Linked DNA regions of Homo sapiens: region 1 is linked to region 2. A link is an interaction called in ENCODE POLR2A ChIA-PET data of the cell type or tissue named here. Cell type or tissue: PC-9. All regions are shown on one strand. Each heading gives the region's core, and the rest is flanking DNA. Links, peaks and the distances in the headings are about the cores only. Region 1 overlaps LIPH (lipase H). Region 2 overlaps MAP3K13 (mitogen-activated protein kinase kinase kinase 13).

Evidence for each region. Peaks named below come from ENCODE experiments on the same cell type or tissue, not always from the same donor. Only the 100,000 strongest peaks of a DNase experiment are listed, where the experiment ranks them.
Region 1: POLR2A ChIA-PET joins it to region 2 with 9 read pairs; 3 of 35 experiments call an interaction of 5 or more read pairs at or near these places.

Annotation. Positions count from the first base shown.
Region 1 is chr3:185,526,685-185,531,076 of GRCh38, reverse strand. LIPH (lipase H) reads left to right here. Exons shown (of 10, transcript NM_139248.3): 4 at 3,492-3,593. Among named protein-coding and RNA genes, the nearest start is that of LIPH, 24 kb to the left of the region's middle. In PC-9, for the core only: no CTCF peak of the experiment used is centred there; DNase peaks (open chromatin) are centred at 2,356 and 3,396; H3K27ac peaks cover 1,586 bases.
Region 2 is chr3:185,442,383-185,446,774 of GRCh38, reverse strand. MAP3K13 (mitogen-activated protein kinase kinase kinase 13) reads right to left here. Exons shown (of 14, transcript NM_004721.5): 4 at 3,139-3,330. Among named protein-coding and RNA genes, the nearest start is that of TMEM41A, 54 kb to the left of the region's middle. In PC-9, for the core only: no CTCF peak of the experiment used is centred there; no DNase peak of the experiment used is centred there.

The sequences.
Region 1 (4,392 bases), core at 246-4,245, 84 kb before region 2:
AATCATTTGCTATGGCTTATCACTAAGGAAATCCCAAGTCCAAGCCTGCCTGTGACAGTCTCAGTTTATACCTTTGTCTTGGTGTAATTATTAAGAGCACCGTTATCACTCTGAAAACTGTCCTGCTTCAGATGTTTTATTCATCATGAATCTGGAGGTTGCTATAAACTGAGGCTCTCACCATTAATTTTATTTATTTATTTATTTTTGAGACAGGGTCTTACTTTGTTACCCAGGCTGGAATGCAGTGGTGCAATCACAACTCACTGCAGCCTCAAACTCCCAGGCTTATTAATAGCATCCTTATCACTCTGAAAATTGCCCTGGTTCAGATGTTTTATTCATCATGAATCTAGAGCTCTGAAACTGAAGCTCTGTTAATTTTATTTATTTATTTTTGTTTTTTTGAGACACAGTCTCACTCTGTCACCCAGGCTGTATTACAGTGTCACGATCTTGGCTCACTGCAATCTCTGCCTCCCGGATTCAAGCAATTATCGTGCCTCAGCCTCCCAAGTAGCTGGGATTACAGGCTCCTGCTACCGCACCCAGCTAATTTTTGTATTTTTTAAATTAATTTATTATTATTATTATTATTTGAGACCGAGTCTCACTCTGTCGCCCAGGCTGGAGTACAGTGGCACGATCTCGGCTTATTGCAACCTCCGCCTCCTAGGTTCAAGAGATTCTCATGCCTCAGCCTCCCGAGTAGCTGGGACTACAGGTGCCTGCCACCACGCCTGGCTAATTTTGTATTTTTAGTAGAGATGGAGTTTCATCATGTTGGCCAGGCTGGTCTCAAACTCCTGACCTCAGGTGATCCAACCACCTCAGCCTCCCAAAGTTCTGGGATTACAGGCATGAGCCACTGTGCCCAGCCTATTTACTTATTTATTTTTGAGACAGGGTCTTACTTTGCCACCCAGGCTGGAGTGCAGTGGTGCAATCACAGCACACTGCAGCCTCAAACTCCCGGCCTCAAGCCATCCTCTCAGCTCAGCTTTCTCTCCATCTCCCCACCACCTCAAGTAGCTAGGACTACAGGGACTACAGGCGCATGCCACCGCGCCAGGCACTGCTTATTTTCTCTCTCTCTCTCTTTCTTTCTTTCCTTCTTTCTTTCTTTCTTTCTTTCTTTCTTTCTTTCTTTCTTTCTTTCTTTCTTTCTTTTCTTTCTCTCTTTCTCTCTCTCTCTTGCTTGGTCTGTCGCCTGGGCTGGAGGGCAATGGCACAATCATGGCTCACTGCAACCTGGAACTTCTGGGCTCAAGTGATCCTTCTGTCTCAGTCTCCGGAGTAGCTAAGATTACAAGCATGAGCCACCACACTCAACAAATTTTTAATTTTTTTGTAGAGACAGGGTCTCCGTATGTTGCCCAGGCTGGTCTCGAACTCCTGGTCTCAAGCAATCCTCCCGCCCTGGCCTCCCAAACTCTAGGATTATAGATGTAAGCCACTGCGACCAGCTGAAATGGAGGGATTAAAGCTAGAACCAGGTAGGCTAGGTGTGGTGGCTCACACCTGTAATCCCGGCCTTTTGGGAAACTGAGGCGGGAGGACTGCTTGAGTCCAGGAGTTTGAGACCAGCCTGGGCAACATAGCAAGTGCCCCTACAACCGGCTCTCCTCCCCTACCCCCACAAATTAAAAAAAAAAAAAGAAAAAGAAAAAGGCTAGAACTTAGGAAATAAAGGCAAAGACACTCTTGCATTTTATATGTAACACCAGGGGATAGGAGATATAAAATGACATTCATAGACAAAAACTTCAAGGGAGACTTCCCTTGAAGCCTTCTTCACTCCAGGTAGGGATCTGGTAAACCAGACCTTTTGGAGCTGCTGATTTTTTTTTTCCTTTTTTCTTTCTTTTTCTTTTTCTTTTTTTCTTTTTTTTTTTTTTTTGAGACGGAGTCTCGCTCTGTCACCCAGGCTGGAGTGCAGTGGCACGATCTTGGCTCACTGCAACCTCTGCCTCCCCAGTTCAAACAATTCTCCTGCCTTAGCCTCCCGAGTAGCTGGGACTACAGGCACGTGCCACCACACCCAGCTAATTTTTTTTTTTTTTTTTTTGGTATTTTTAATAGATACGGGGTTTCACCATGTTAGCCAGGATGGTCTCAATCTCCTGTCCTCGTGATCCGCCCACCTCGGCCTCCCAAAGTGCTGGGATTACAGTGGTCAGCCACCACACCCAGCTTTTTCTTGTTGTTGTTTAATCTTTATTTTGTGGTTACAACATCATAGGAGCTTCTCTCCTGTTTTTCCAGCTGCTTCGTAGTGATAGTGAGGAACACCCAAATAACATTGACCAAGGGTGAGAAACCGGTTTAGGCATTTATAGAGCGGGTTAATTCTGCAGGGATTGACACCCACTTGGTTTCCCTCTTCAATACCTAGCCTGATACCTGGCCTGACCAGTGAGTTTCGCCCTCTCCTGCCGAGCTTGCTAAACTCAGGGCAGTGAAACCAAGAGTTCAACAGATAGAAGTGGTTGCATTAAGAGGCTGTGTTCTGATCAAGGCTCTTGATCTTCCTGAATCACAGTTCATTCATCTGGAAAATAATAATAGCTACCCTGCCTCCCTTACAGGTTTGCAACATGGATCAAAGGGGCTAGCATATATGAATAAGAGTGGAAGTTCTTTATTTATTAACAACAAAAAGGAAGGGCTGAGTGAGGTTTCTCGGTCATCTAAAGTGGGATAAAGATGAGTATAGCGCTTTCTTTCTTTCTTTCTTTCTTTCTTTCTTTCTTCTTTCTTTCTTTCTTCCTCATCTAAAGTGGGATAAAGATGAGTATAGCATCTGCTTGCTTTCTTTCTTTTTTTCTTTCTCTCTCTCTCTCTCTCTCTCTCTTTCTTTCTTCGAGACAGAGCCTTGCTCTGCCGCCAGGCTGGAATGATCTTGGCTCACTGTAACCTCTGCCTCCCGGGTTCAAGCGATCCTCCTGCCTCAGCCTCCCGAGTAGCTAGGACTACAGGCACACACCACCACGTCCAGCTAATTTTTTTGTATTTTTGTAGAGACGGGATTTCACCATGTTGGCCAGGATGGTCTTGATCTCTTGACCTCATGATCTGCCTGCCTCGGCCTCCCAAAGTGCTGGGATTACAGGTGTGAGCCACTGCGCCCAGGCTGCTCTTTTCTCTTTAATGTGCCCTTTGGTGCTTTTTTCCTGGGGACCGCCCGTTTATCCCCACCCCTTGAACCTCATACACGTGTACGTTCCCTACTGTTGAGCTCTGCATGACACATGCCCCTGATGGAGTCTGGATGCCATTCTCAGGGGCACAGCCAGGGTAACCGTCTCCACTGTGGGAACAAGCTGCAGAGCCATGGAAAGGAGTCCTGGCCAAGTGGGACGGGAGTGTGAGCGCTCACCCACCTGAGGGTGCCCTGCAGCCTGGGAGCCACCCTCATCCAGAAGGATCAAAGGCCCGGCTGCAGGTGACTCATGGTGTGGGGCTGCCAAGTGACTCTGTTTTCCTTCCAGGCCTCGACCCTGCAGGCCCTTTATTCAACGGGAAACCTCACCAAGACAGATTAGATCCCAGTGATGCGCAGTTTGTTGATGTCATCCATTCCGACACTGATGGTAACGCTCCTTTCCTTGTGGGTCAGTGACACCGCCAGGCTCCTAAAGAGTGTCCCCTGGGGAGAGATAATCATGTAGGAGCAGATCAGGTTCCTCTAGATTCTAACTTTTTTTTCCAGGCAGGGTTCCAAATCCACCGAAATATTGAAGGGAAGCTGGTTTAATGTAGGCACCCAGGACCTTGTGCTAGAGCGTGGATGATTATCCCACGGTCTCTTCATATTTTTATTTTTTTAATTTTTTTTGAGACAGAGTCTCGCTCTGTCGCCCAGGCTGGAGTGCAGTGGCGCAATCTCGACTCACTGCAAGCTCTGCCTCCCAGGTTCTCGCCATCCTCCCGCCTCAGCCTCCCGAGTATCTGGGATTATAGGCACACGCCGCCACGCCTGGCTAATTTTTTGTATTTTTAGTAGAGACGGGGTTTCACCGTGTTAGCCAGGATGGTCTCTATCTCCTGACCTTGTGATCCGCCCGCCTCGGCCTCCCAAAGTGCTGGGATTACAGGCGTGAGCCACCGCGCCCGGCATATTTTTAAAGGAATCATCATGCTCAATGAAGGACAGGCTAATTTTTTCAACATGAAGATAAGTGTTTTCCTATGTGCAACTGGGTTTGCATGCATGATTTCTTAGTGTTGTTGGTTCTTTTTATTTTCTTGAGCTGCAGGTGTTAAATCTCTCCACACAGAGTCACTCTGATGCAACTACAGCTCTCTGGCTCTCTGCAGATCTTCTTGGCCATTGCTGTCTTTATTTTTATTTTATTTTATTTTATTTATTTTATTTTATTTATTTTATAT
Region 2 (4,392 bases), core at 270-4,269:
GATAGCCAACTAATATCATGAATGAGACCATGATGTTTGGGATTCATTACATTAAAAGGCTAATATATATGCTGGGATTTCACTAGTGCTGATAAGGAAAAGCAGAAATAAATCCAAGCTTAAGTAAATTCCACACCAGTCCTGTTTTACTTGTCATAGTAGTTATCTGAAAATGTGGCCTGAGGCAAAGTGCTCTCTGCCAGCCTTGAAGATGAATACAATCCGGTACCAAATTGACAGCTTCACATTAGATCGAATTCACTTGCAATAACCTGTTCAGAACTTTAGAAAATTAAAGACTTAGGGTTTCAGAGGCTTTAATGATCTAGGGACCTATGTTTAATGATGAGAGGCTTACGAGCGTGGTGGCGGGCGCTTGTAGTCCCAGCCACTCGGGAGGCTGAGGCAGGAGAATGGCGTGAACCCGGGAGGCGGAGCTTGCAGTGAGTGGAGATTGTGCCACTGCACTACAGCCTGGGCGACAGAGCGAGACCCCATCTCAAAAAAAAAAAAAAATGATAAGAGGCTTCATCCTCAAATAGTATCAGAATTGAGGAGGCTGTAAGGCAGAAAGCATCTGACTCTATCCCCTTGCTTCTCCATTTGAACCAGGGATTCCTTCACATTTACCATGCTCACAACCCCAACACCAATGGCTATTTACCAAATAGCTCAGAGCTTACAATTGCTTTTGAATACCATCCTCCATGCCCTGGTTTTGCACGTAATATGTAAAATTTATATAACTTAGGAGTTTTGATTTAACAGTGTTAGTCTTAGTGAAAATGCATAAGGATTAAAATATTATGGGATATATGAGAGAATTGGAGAATTGATATCATACACCAGGAAAGTGAGAGTAGGCAGTAAGCCCCTAAAAGAGGGAACTTTTTATGGGAACTTCCTCTCTGCCTCTGTTGGTGTGACAAGAGAGGATGGACTTGAGAGGAGACTAGAAAAATATAACATTAGAATTTTTCTGAAATCTTCTCTGAGACAAAGTTGTGGTCACAGAGCCTGCAGATTTAATGTAAGTAATGAGATCTCTTGTTACAGCAAGTCAGATTGATCTCTGTCTTCCCAAAGTCAGCTTGAAACCTAAAGAAGCCAACGCTGCTGGGGTTGGGAGTGTTATTGCTAATAGAGGGAAAGGCTTACTGGGTAACCCAATTACTACTCTATTCTACGGCTTCCTGACTCCTTCCCTCTAAGATTAATTCATAAGGAGAACAAGTTGGTTAAAAAGGAGACCATTCAGAGAGGCCTTCAGGTAGTTCATGTCCTTTACATGTATGCACTGGATGGCAAAAGCAACAGGGTAAGAATGTGAACGGAAGAAATGAACACTACACAATCATGTTTACTTGCAAGTAAAGCAAGGAGGAGGTTGTTCAGTCAACTAAGCACTGTAATAAATATTGCTGAGAATGATGGTGATAAATAAGAGCTGTTTTGAAGTTTATAATGAAGGATTGATTTATACCGTCCATGGAGGAAAGGCAGGATTCATTGTGAGTCCCCTACCTTCACATAATGAGGTAGAATGCAGTAACCTTTGGTTCAGAAATTCTAGGTTCGAGTCCTAGCCCCATGACTTTGGGCTAATCTCTAGTTTTCCTTACATAAAATAACAATACTTGTTACGTATCCCACACAGTTTTTGCCAGGATCAAAGATGTGATAATGGATTCCCCCTAAGATATTATAAACCATGAAAACACTATGCAAATATATATATGTGTGTGTGTATATACAATAAATATATAGTTTTTTTAAATTTTTATTATTTTTTGAGACAGGGTTGTGCTCTGTGGTCCAGGCTGGAGTGCAGTGGTGTGATCATGGCTTACTGTAGGCTTGACCTTCTGGGCTTAAGTGATTCTCCCACCTCAGCCTCCTGAGTAGCTTGAACTATAGGCTCATACTACCATGCCTGGCTAATTTTTAAATTTTTTGTAGAGATGGGTTTTCACTATATTGCCCAGGCTACAAATATATTTTGAAAAGAGATTAATCCTTTGCTTATCTAACCCAAAATGTGATGATAAATAATAAAAATAATGTTTAAAAATAGGAGTTATACTGAAATAAATCATTTTATCAATTTCTTTCTTCATTCAATTTGGGGAACTAACTACACACTCCTCTTAAAGTGATTGGTAGCCAAGAAATCATTTTGAAAACAGAGATTACTAGAAATAGCCCTGCTTCTCTTACATAGCCAGTGTTTATTTTTCCTATGGCCATTGTGAACCTTGTAATTGTTTATTTCCTCCTTTGCTTAGACACTAGAAGCTCAAAGCCAAATCTGTAATCCACGTCTACAGAATCTTACGGCATATAATTTGTGAACAATTTTTAGTTCTAATGTTTTTACTTTTCCTTTGCCTCTGCTTCTTTTTATTTTTATTATTTATTTATTTTTATTATTTTTTTTTTGAGACAGAGTCTTGCTCTGTCACCCAGGCTGGAGTACAGTGGTGTGATTTCAGCTCACTGCAACCTCCTCCTCCTAGGTTCAAGCAATTCTTCTGCCTCAGCCTCCCAAGTAGCCGGGACTACAGGCACCTGCTACCATGCCTGGCTGATTTTTTGTATTTTTAGTAGAGACAGGGTTTCACCACGTTGGTCAGGCTGGTCTCAAACTCCTGATCTCAAGTGATCCACCCACCTTGGCCTCCCAAAGTTCTAGGATTACAGGCGTGAGCCACTCCACCCAGCTAGCCTGTTTCTTATTTATCCATTTTATCCTGTTGTATACATTTCTGAAACTCAGTTTAAAAAGTTTTTTGAACACATGGAAAACAACAAATCAAGCCTTCTAGCGGGAAGGTCTGGCATTAGCTATCTGAGATGACAGAAGGTGAATACTTCAGATAATAATGAATTTTGTTTCACAGTTGTATGATTTAAAAGCACCAAAAAGGAAAAGTGGTTTCAGATACCTGGACGTATCTGCCCTACAGGTAACCAGGTAGGTCAACAATAACCCAAGAGATGCGCAAACAGAATTACCCACTGTGCTGATTGAAACTGAACTAAAGGTATGATGTCTGAAAACGTCAACTGAGGTTGATAAAAATTCTGTATTTCAAAACAACAAACCAAAATAGCTGAAACATTAGCCCCAGAACTCACTTAGGTGATTTGAGATCACGATGAATAATTTTATGGAGGTGCAAATAATTCATTCCACTTGCAATTCCTGTGGACCAGTCTACTAGCAATCGAGGTGTGATCTTCCTGCCAGCTCGTAAGACCTCGTAGAGTTGTCCATGGGCACAGTATTCCATGATAATACAATAACATGGGGCCTGAGTACAAACACCCCTTCCAAGAAAACATAAACATGTACATCAATACACACATACAAGTATACATATGTATATTTAAAGAATATTTAATAAAAACCAATTCTATACCCGAATTATTTTAAAAATGTGTATAGATAATAGTTCCTGATTCTCAAATTAGCATGGAAACTTCTCTAGTCTACAGGTTTCTCTATGATGCACATAGACAATTTTTGTTTGTTTTGTTCACTCTGGCTATCTATATGCTGTGCTGTGTCTGGTGCCTTTTCTGTGGGACCCTTCCATTCCGGGACAAAGAGCACACTTTTCTGAAGTTTGTGCAGGCTGGATACTGTGTTGTTTTAGATCATTAAGAATAATTTGGGAGGCCAAGGCGGGTGGATCACAGGGTCAGGAGTTCAAGACCAGCCTGGCCAAGATGGTGAAACCCTGTCTCTACTAAACATACAAAAAAATTAGCTGGGCATGGTGGCGCGCGCCTGTAGTCCCAGCTACTCAGGAGACTGAGGCAGAGAACTGCTTGAACCCGGGAGGTGGAGGTTGCAGTGAGCCGAGATTGCACCACTGCACTCTAGCCTGGGAAACAGAGTTAGACTCCCTCTCAAAAATAAAAAATAATAATAATTTGGCCAGGCCGCGGTGGCTCACGCTTGTAATCCCAACACTTTGGGAGTCTGAGGCAGGTGGATCACCAAGGTCAGGAGTTCGAGACCAGCTTGGCCAGCATGGTGAAACCGCGTCTCTACTAAAAATACAAAAATTAGCTGGGCATAGTAGTGCATGCCTGTAATGCCAGCTACTCGGGAGGCTGAGGCAAGAGAATCACTTGAGCCTGGGAGAAGGAGGTTGCAGTGAGCCAAGATCGTGCCACTGCACTCCATCCTGGGTGACAGAGTGAGACTCTGTCTCAGAAAAAAAAAAAAGAAAAAAAAGGAATAATTTAAAATTTCTTCCTTTTAAAGTTTTAGAGGGTTTTATGAGTGTACAGGAAGATAATTCAGAGAAAATACTTCTACTTTTAATATTATTTGCTGAATTTTAAATTACTCAAATTAAAAATAACTAACTAGACTGAGGA